Regions from separate parts of the Homo sapiens genome. Here region 2 is linked to region 1. A link is an interaction called in ENCODE POLR2A ChIA-PET data of the cell type or tissue named here. Cell type or tissue: OCI-LY7. All regions are shown on one strand. Links, peaks and the distances in the headings refer to the core of each region. The heading gives the core; the rest is flanking DNA.

What was found. Peaks named below come from ENCODE experiments on the same cell type or tissue, not always from the same donor. Only the 100,000 strongest peaks of a DNase experiment are listed, where the experiment ranks them.
Region 2: POLR2A ChIA-PET joins it to region 1 with 7 read pairs; 1 of 35 experiments calls an interaction of 5 or more read pairs at or near these places.

The regions. Positions count from the first base shown.
Region 1 is chr12:104,273,990-104,278,383 of GRCh38, forward strand. All of the region lies in intron 3 of TXNRD1 (thioredoxin reductase 1), which reads left to right. The region is part of intron 1 of TXNRD1-AS1 (TXNRD1 antisense RNA 1); the gene reads right to left. Among named protein-coding and RNA genes, the nearest start is that of TXNRD1-AS1, 4.7 kb to the right of the region's middle. RefSeq lists enhancers at 348-517, 1,961-2,130. In OCI-LY7, for the core only: no CTCF peak of the experiment used is centred there; DNase peaks (open chromatin) are centred at 2,382 and 2,762; H3K4me3 peaks cover 1,175 bases; H3K27ac peaks cover 1,142 bases.
Region 2 is chr12:105,028,733-105,033,126 of GRCh38, forward strand. ALDH1L2 (aldehyde dehydrogenase 1 family member L2) reads right to left here. Exons shown (of 23, transcript NM_001034173.4): 20 at 3,037-3,202; 21 at 1,592-1,697. Among named protein-coding and RNA genes, the nearest start is that of NOPCHAP1, 45 kb to the left of the region's middle. In OCI-LY7, for the core only: no CTCF peak of the experiment used is centred there; a DNase peak (open chromatin) is centred at 2,569; H3K4me3 peaks cover 601 bases; H3K27ac peaks cover 853 bases.

The DNA of each region.
Region 1 (4,394 bases), core at 295-4,294:
TGCAGTGAGCCGAGATAGTGACACTGCACTCCAGCCTGGGCGACAGAGCGAGACTCCATCTCAAAAACAAAACAAAACAAAACAAACAAAAAACAAAAAATCTATAGATAAAGGAATTCAGATATATACTGGTGGAGAACTATAAGGTTCTCATCTGTCTTTGGGGTGGAGAAATTGGTCTGAATGCCTCTTAATGAGACATAGGTCACTCTCAATTCAAACCAGGGCCTAGAGCATTAGAAAGATCCAAGGCTCCTTCAGGCCCAGCTCCATGAAGTGACCATAGCTTTCCATTAACGACTGGTAGCCATCAACTGTCTCGGGCTTCTGGGATTTTGGCTCTCAGAGAAATTAGAGGGGGATGTTCTTCTCAAGATCAACTATCTAATAGTGTTTAAGAATTTAGAGGTTAATAATAATAAGCTGCCGGGCACGGTGGCTCACGCCTGTAATCCTAGCACTTTGGGAGGCCGAGGCGGGTGGATCGCCTGAGTTCAGGAGTTCGAGAACAGCCTGGGCAACACGGTGAAACCCTGTCTCTAATAAAATACAAAAAAAAATTAGCTGGGCGTGGCAGCGTGCACCTGTAGTCCCAGCTACTCGGTAGGCTGAGGCAGGAGAATTGCTTGAACCCGGGAGGCAGAGGTTGCAGTGAGCCAAGATCATGCCACTGCACTCCAGCCTGGGTAACAGAGTGAGACTCCATCTCAAAAAAAAAAAATTAATAATAAAAAAAATAATAATAATAAGCTATATGGCACTTCTTTCATCTTAGGTTCTAATAGCTGTTTACCACTACTAATTAGTATGTAACTCCTTGGCTGGTGGTGAGGGTGGTTGATCTGCACTTTTATGAGATGAAACATCTGAGAGTTGACTGGAATGGAGCCTGTACCTCTTGAGGTACTTCTGGTCAGTGGTTTTCTACCTGAAAACTTTTTCTTTCCTCTAAGATTGAAATGGGACACTGAGCGACCAAAAGCAAATGGATTGCAGAAGGGAAATATTCTGCATGTACTAGCATGTGCATATTACGCATGTGTGTACATGTAATGCAGAATGCAGGCACTAATTTTTAAAGAGGTTTTTCATGTTCCTTTCACTCCTTTTAGCAAGTTGTTTAAGAAAATTATGTTTTTCTAGCCAGGTGTGGTGGCGCATGCCTGTAATCCCAGCTACTCGGGTGGCTGAGGCAGGAGAACCACTTGAACCCAGGAGGCAGAGGTTGCAGTGAGCTGAGATCGCACCATTGCACTCCAGCCTGGGCAACAAGAGCCAAACTCCATCTCAAAAAAAAAAGAAAATTATGTTTTTCTTCTTCTGGCAAGAAAAGACAAGCTCTGGGTAATGAGAATATATGCACTGCGGAAAATGGCATGCTTAGCCACAGACTGCTTGCTAATTAAAAGTAAAATGAAAAAATGAATGTGCTACTCCAGGCTGGAGTGCAATGGTGCAATCTCGGCTCACTGCAACCTCTGCCTCCCAGGTTCAAGCGATTCTCCTGCCTCAGCCTCCTGAGTAGCTGGGATTACAGGCATGCACCACCATGCCTGGCTAATTTTGTATTTTTAGTAGAGAAGGGGTTTCTCCGTGTTGGTCAGGCTGGTCTCGAACTCCTGACCTCAGGTAATCCACCGGCCTTAGCCTCCCAAAATGCTGGGATTACAGGCATGAGCCACTGCACCCAGCCTTGAGTTAAGTTTTGATCGGTGTCCACTGTAATGCTTTGTTGACAGTTACTGTGAATGACCAACCTGTAAAAGGGGAAAATCCAAACTTCTAACCACACTGAGGTCATCATGGATTTATACCATGCATGAGGACATAATGATTATAATAACTAAGCTATTGAGTCTTTTACATCTATTTACATCCTTTACATCTATTTACTCATCTCGTTTTCCACAATCACCACATGAAGTGTAGATACTGTATTTATCACCATTTTATAGATGAGTAAACAAAGGCACAGAGAGGTAACAGAAGTTGCCTAAGGGCACACAGTTTGCCAGCAGAAAAGCCAGGTTACGTGATTTCATTGCGGGCTCTTATAACTATTGAGCTATACTGCTTGTTAGTAGAACGCCAGATGATGCTATGGGATTAGCCCAGAGATTTACAAAAGAGGAGACCTGGGCACATTTGAAGGCGGAATGGCTTAAACGGCCCTGAATACAAGATAGGAAGAGGATGTTGAAGAAAGGTGGGGTCCCCTAAGACCACTTGGAATTGGGATAGGTTATAGGTTGTAGTGCTCTGGTAAAGGCGAGCTTTAGCAGAGGTAGAACAATCCTTATTCTTCTGAGGTTGCAGTGACATGTAAGTATAGAGAGCTGCTGGGAAGAGAAGACAGAGAAGTGAAAGTAACTTGTACCTGACGACTTGAGCCTTTGGGCAGTGTGCTGGAGCTGGCTCGTACCAGCTCAAGAGACCCCTTGTTAAACATCAAGGAATTTTGCAAGTAGGTTGGTAGCTTGAAATTAGCCAAAGTGGGAGTATTCAACTCCAGAAATTAGCAAATACTACAAATCAGGGCCTCCCCACCACCACTCAGAACTGGTTTACCAGAACACCTTACACTCCCTTTCTTCTCTTTTCCACTTCACTAACAGTCAAAAGCCTGCTGAAGTGCCAGTTGAATTTGAAGCTTGAGTGAGTGCCCATTATGGGAAAGGCACTGTGCCAGATGCCAGGGTAAGAAAGACCAACCCCTCAAGTAAATAATACTGTGGTGGAGAGTGAAGAGCATGCAGGCGTAAATCCTGGACTAGCTGTCGGCTCTTGGGACAGTCACTTAAACTTGGGTTACTCATCTGTAAATGGAGATAATAATATATATCCCAAAGGGTTATTGAGATGACTGAGAACATGTAAAGTTCCTGGCACAGAGGTGTTCATTAAGTGATGGTTCTAAGAGTGGGGACATGTAAACAGATGTCTTTCATATAGCTTGATATAAGAAATAAAGATGGGAGCCGGGCACAGTGGCTCATGCCTATAATCCCAGCACTTTGGGAGGCTGAGGTGAGAGGACTGCTTGAGCCCAGGAGTTTGATACCAGCCTGGGCAACAAAGCGAGACCCTGTCTCTACAAAACATTTTTTTAAATGAAGCATAGGCCGGGTGCGGTGGCTCATGACTGTAATCCCAGCACTTGGGGAGGCCGAGGCGGGTGGATCACAAGATCGGGAGATCAAGACCATCCTGGCTAATGCGGTGAAACCCCGTCTCTACTAAAAATACAAAAAAAAAAAAAAATTAGCTGGGTGTGGTGGCGGGCGCCTATAGTACCAGCTACTAGGGAGGCTGAGGCAGGAGAATGACATGAACCCGGGAGGCGGAGCTTGCAGTGAGCTGAGATCGCGCCACTGCACTCCAGCCTGGGCAACAAAGTAAGACTCTGTCTCAAAAAAAAAAAAAAAATTAGTCAGGCACGGTAGTGTGTGCCTCTGGCCAGCTACTTGGGAAGCTGAGGCATGAGGATCATTTAAACCCAGGAGTTTGAGGCTGTGGTGAGCTATGATTGTGCCACTGCACTCCAGCCTGGATGACAGAGCAAGATTCTGTCTCCAAAAAACAAACAAATAAACAAAAGAAATAAAGACAGAATGACTACAGGTCATAGTCCCCTCAGTAGATTCCAGAGTTTTCAGGGTGGATGATTCATGGATGATTTTCCTTGTTTGTTATCAGAAGGTTACCGGGGTTTTTTTTTTGTCCCTACAAATCAAGTTTACCGGATTTACTTGTTGTTTTTACCGGTTTTTAGCCTGTTCCTCACTCTATATTATTTAATTGTAAGACAAACAATGGATTTGGAGGTAGGCACAGTTGGATTTATATACCAGCTCCAACACTTACCTGGTTTGTGACCTTTGGCAAGATTCTTTTTTTTTTTTTTTGAGACGAAGTCTCACTCTGTCACCCAGGCTGGAGTGCAGTGGCGTGATCTTGGTTCACTGCAACCTCCGCCTCCCGGGTTCACTCCATTCTCCTGCCTCACCCTCCCGAGTAGCTGAGACTACAGGCGCCTACAACCACGCCCGGCTAATTTTTTTGTATTTTTAGTAGAGAGGGGGTTTCATCGTGTTAGCTGGGATGGTCTTGATCTCCTGACCTTCTGATCCACCCGCCTCAGCCTCCCAAAGTGCTGGGATTACAGGTGTGAGCCACCATGCCTGGCCTCTGATCAAATTCTTTTTTTTTTTTTTTTTTTTTTTTTTTTTGAGACGGAGTCTTGCTCTGTCGCCCAGGCTGGAGTGCAGTGGCGTGATCTCGGCTCACTGCAAGCTCCACCTCCCCGGTCCACGCCTTTTTCCTGCCTCAGCCTCCCGAGTAGCTGGGACTACAGGCGCCCACCCCCAAGCCTGGCTAATTTTTTGCGTTTTTAG
Region 2 (4,394 bases), core at 395-4,394, 750 kb after region 1:
ATCACCATAGCTCCATAGCACATTGTTTATGTCTACAGCAATGACAAGCATATATTGATGGCAGCAGCAACAGCAAATACTTGACTTAGTAATACTCAGAATGACCTAAGGAGGTACACATTGTTACCAAACCATACTCTATTATTTGCTCACTGCAATGCTCTATTGATGTCCCTATGTTTTTAGGAAGACATAAAACTTCATTAAATGTAAAGCAAAAGATTCATTTTATGTTCTGAAAATTTTCCCGTCTATGCTAGAAACGGGAAAACATTACTGCCATCTGCTTAAATTTTTTTTTTTTTTTTTTTAGAGGCCAGGCATTGCTCTGTCGCCTAGGCTGCAGTGCAGTGGCACAATCATAGCTCACTGCAGCCTCCATCTCCTTGGGCTCAAGTGATCCTCCCACCTTAGCCTCCGAAGTAGCTGGGACTACAGGCACATGCCACCATGCCCAGCTAATTTTTAAAAAAAATTTTTGTAGAGACAGGGTCTTTGTTGCCCAGGCTGATCTCAAACTCCTGGCCTCAAGCTGTCCCCCGACCTTGGCCTTGCAAAGTGTTGGGATTACAGGCATGAGGTGCAGAGTGGTTAAGTAACTGGCCCAAGCTCAGAGGGTTAGTGAGGGGAGAGGAGGCAGAGTTGGTCCTCTGACCCACTGCACCATCCTGCCTCTGACCCTCTGTGGACTAACTGTCATCTCTGTCTGTCTCCCCTGTTAGATAATAAACTCCTTAAGGTCAGGGGCTGTGACTTACCCATGTTACAGTAGATTCCCTCAAACCTGACTTCTAATGTCTGCACATTTAACACCACCACCATGGGAGAATGTATAATGAGAAATGGCATAGCATGCATCCTTGAATGGATATATCAAAGGTTACTCACTACACCTTATAGTCCCCTGAAGTCTTTTATACTATATCTATTAAAGACCGAGAAAGTCTATTCTTTATTTTTTTTTCAAGTTCTCATTGGCTGAAATAAATCTAAAGCCATTCTGAAGAATTTTGTGCAGTATACCATGAGACCCCATTCTATTAAGTATTGTTTTATGAGCTCAGTTAGCACTTGGACCTCTTCGATAAGCTGAACTCTTTGCAAAGTTTCATGTAGTATCACAAGCCAGCATGTCATTTACAGTTGATTATATGATGATTATGAACATTTCCATGAAAAGTTGAGTATCAAGCTTTGGGGGGCAATATCCCCTATAATAACAGCACTCTTTCTCTAGGGAAATAAGATTTCACAGATGCATACCCTAGGAATTTAAATGTGAAAACCAGTTTTGTTATTTCTCAGTTATTTACTTTGTTCCACAGACATCTCAAATGTCAAGTGCAGAAAAACTAAAATTTATTCAGCTAAAAGCCCATTATGTTGGCCATTAATTGAAGCTGAAAAGCAAAAATATACTATGATCTACGATGGTTAGCAAAAGCGTAACTTCTAATTATTTAAGTTAATTATTCTTATGGTAGAAAATTACATGTTCATTAATCTTATGCTGTGTATATAGCACAGTGGCAAAGGGGAAAAATGACTTATCTAGTCAAAACCTAAGTTACATTGTGTCTGAAGAACCTACCCATTTTGGAATTTAGAAATGACCATAATAGGCCCAAAGGATTCCTCTTTGGCGAGGTACATGTAGTCTTCCACATCTGTGAACACGGTCGGCTCCATGAAAAAGCCTTTTTGGAAAAAACAAAGAAAAAATGTCAACTGTAGGTTAAGTCATTTTCAATTAATAGTCCTCTCACTTAATTACATTATAATTTTTTCTTTCCCTCTGGCCCAGTAAAACCAAGAAGAGTTGCATTTCTCTATTTGGTGTTGGCATGCCCAGGTTCTTATTTTTTAATGTCTTTATTATGAAAATGTCAAACCTATGTAAAGGTAGAGAAAACAGTATAATGAATGGTAAAATAAATATCCATATTTTGCTGTATTTATCTTTTCCTCATTGAAATATTTTAAAGCAAATTCCAGATATCATAATTTTAACACCTCAGTATTTCAGTACACATCTGTAAAAAATAAGGATATTTTCTTATATAACCACTATACAGTGTCATGCTTAACAAAATTAGTAAGTATTCTTTATTCAGAGTTTATATTTTAATTTCCTTAATGTCTAGAAATTAGCTTTTTCACAGTTGGTTTGTTTGATTTAGGATTCAAATTCTTCTACACATTGTATTTGGTGTTTAGATTTCTTAAGGATCTTTTACTCTAAAACATTTCCCCATTTTGTCTTCCCCTTATTTTTTATGCTATCGTCATGTTAAAGAGACTGGGTCAGTTGTTTATACATTATCTTTCTTTCTGGTTAATCATTGCTTCCTTTGGATGATATTTGTTTCTCTATCTCTTGTATTTCTTCTTTTTCCCAGTGACTTTTATTGTGGTAAAATACACATAACTGAAATTTACCATCACAACCATCTTTAAGTGTACAGCTCAGTGTTATGAGATTCATAATATGCAACCTTCACCACCATCCATTTTCATTAACTATTTTCAGCTTATAAAACTGAAACTCTATACCCACTAAAAAATAACTTCCTGTTCCTTCCTCCCTCCCTACTGCAGTTCTTATGAATAGAAAGCTTGGCTTAAAGGTATAATTAGATTCAGCTTAAGCTTTTTTGGCAGGAACACTTCATAGGTGATACTGTGTATTACACGTTTTATTCCATCAGGAGACACATATTATCCAGTTGTCTCCCCTTCTTTGTTTTATTTTGTTTTGTTTTGTTTGAGACAGAGTCTCAGTCTGTTGCCCAAGTTGGAGTGCAGTGGCTTGATCTCAGCTCACTGCAGCCTCCTCCGCTCACGTTAACCTGCCTCCTAGGTTAAAGTGATTCTTGTGCCTCAGCCTCCCCAGTAGCAGGTGCGTGCCACCACACTGGGCTAATTTTTGGTAGAGATGAAGTTTCACCATGTTGGCCAGGCTGGTCTTAAACTGTCGCTGTCCATTCCAACTGAAGAAGGCGGGCACCCGGTAAACCCCCACAGAGGTGATCTTACCTGGCCTTTGGACTTGTCTTCCCCCGTACACCAAAGTGGCCCCTTCTTTCACTCCAGTTTCACAGTATTGCAGCAGCTTTTCCAGATGAGCCTTATGATTTTGGGGCCCATGATCAGTGGATCTGTCAAGTGGATCACCAATTTTCATCTTTTTAATTTCTTCTACCTGTATGTTACCCAGTCCATAAAAACACAATTCACTGTTAATAATAATGGAGTTTCTACCAAGTGGTAGGTGTTATACTAAGGTGTTTATAGATGTATTGTCATTTAGTCTTTACAATAGCACCGGAGGTAGGTGGTTGGTTTTTTTTTTTTTTTCCTTTTTGGAGACAGGGTCTTAGTCACTCTGTCGTCCATGCTGGATCACAGTGGCATGGCATGGCTCACTGCAACCTCGAACTTCTTTTTTTTTTTTTTTTTTTTTGAGGTGGAGTCTTATTTTGTTGCCCAGGCTGGAGTACAATGGTGTGATCTTGGCTCACTGCAACCTCTGCCTCCCGGGTTCAAGCTGTTCTCATGTCTCAGCCTCCTGAGTAGCTGGGATTACAGGCGCCTGCCACTGCGTCCGGCTATTCTCATGTCTTAGCCTCCCAAGTAGCTGGGATTACAGGTGTCTGCCACCACGCTCGGCTAATTTTTGTATTTTTAGTAGAGATGGGGTTTCTCCATGTTGGTCAGGTTGGTCTCGAACTCCTGACCTCAGGCAATCCACCCGCATCAGCCTCCCAAAGTGCTGGGATTACAGGCGTGAGCCACCGCGCCCAGCTGCAACCTCGAACTTCTAAGCTCAAGTGATCCTCCCGCCTCAGCTTCTCAGAAGAAGAAACTGAGGCCTAGAGGGGTTAAGTAAGTGCACCCAACCACTAAATACTGTAGACTTTTTTCCACTTGAAATCCCAAGTCCTTAACCACTATCTACTAGCACAATATAAGCTACATACACTATATGAAAATTATCCTAAATGTTAATCCATTAAGAATAGCAAACTAATGTTCTGAAATGTTTATTAATATCACATACTTACACTGTTCATGGCAAGAGAATTTCTAAAATGGTCACATTGTTATCTTTTTTTTTCCTCCTCAAATGTGGCAGACTGCCTTTGTAAAATTCTCCTGGTGTAGCCATGCCAGATGACCCACTAGAATGCTCTGACGAAAAATAATCTTTACTGCACGATGTTCATCACTGACATGTATTTGTAATTATCTCTTCCACTCCTCAGTTATCTTAACCTACTTCTGCATCTTCTAATGTTAAGTCCAATTCTGGTAAGAAGAATGGGAGTTATAACCCAGCAGGTCCATGACTTTGAATTTAGGCCTGGCCGTAATCTCTTAGTGCGTTCCCCAGG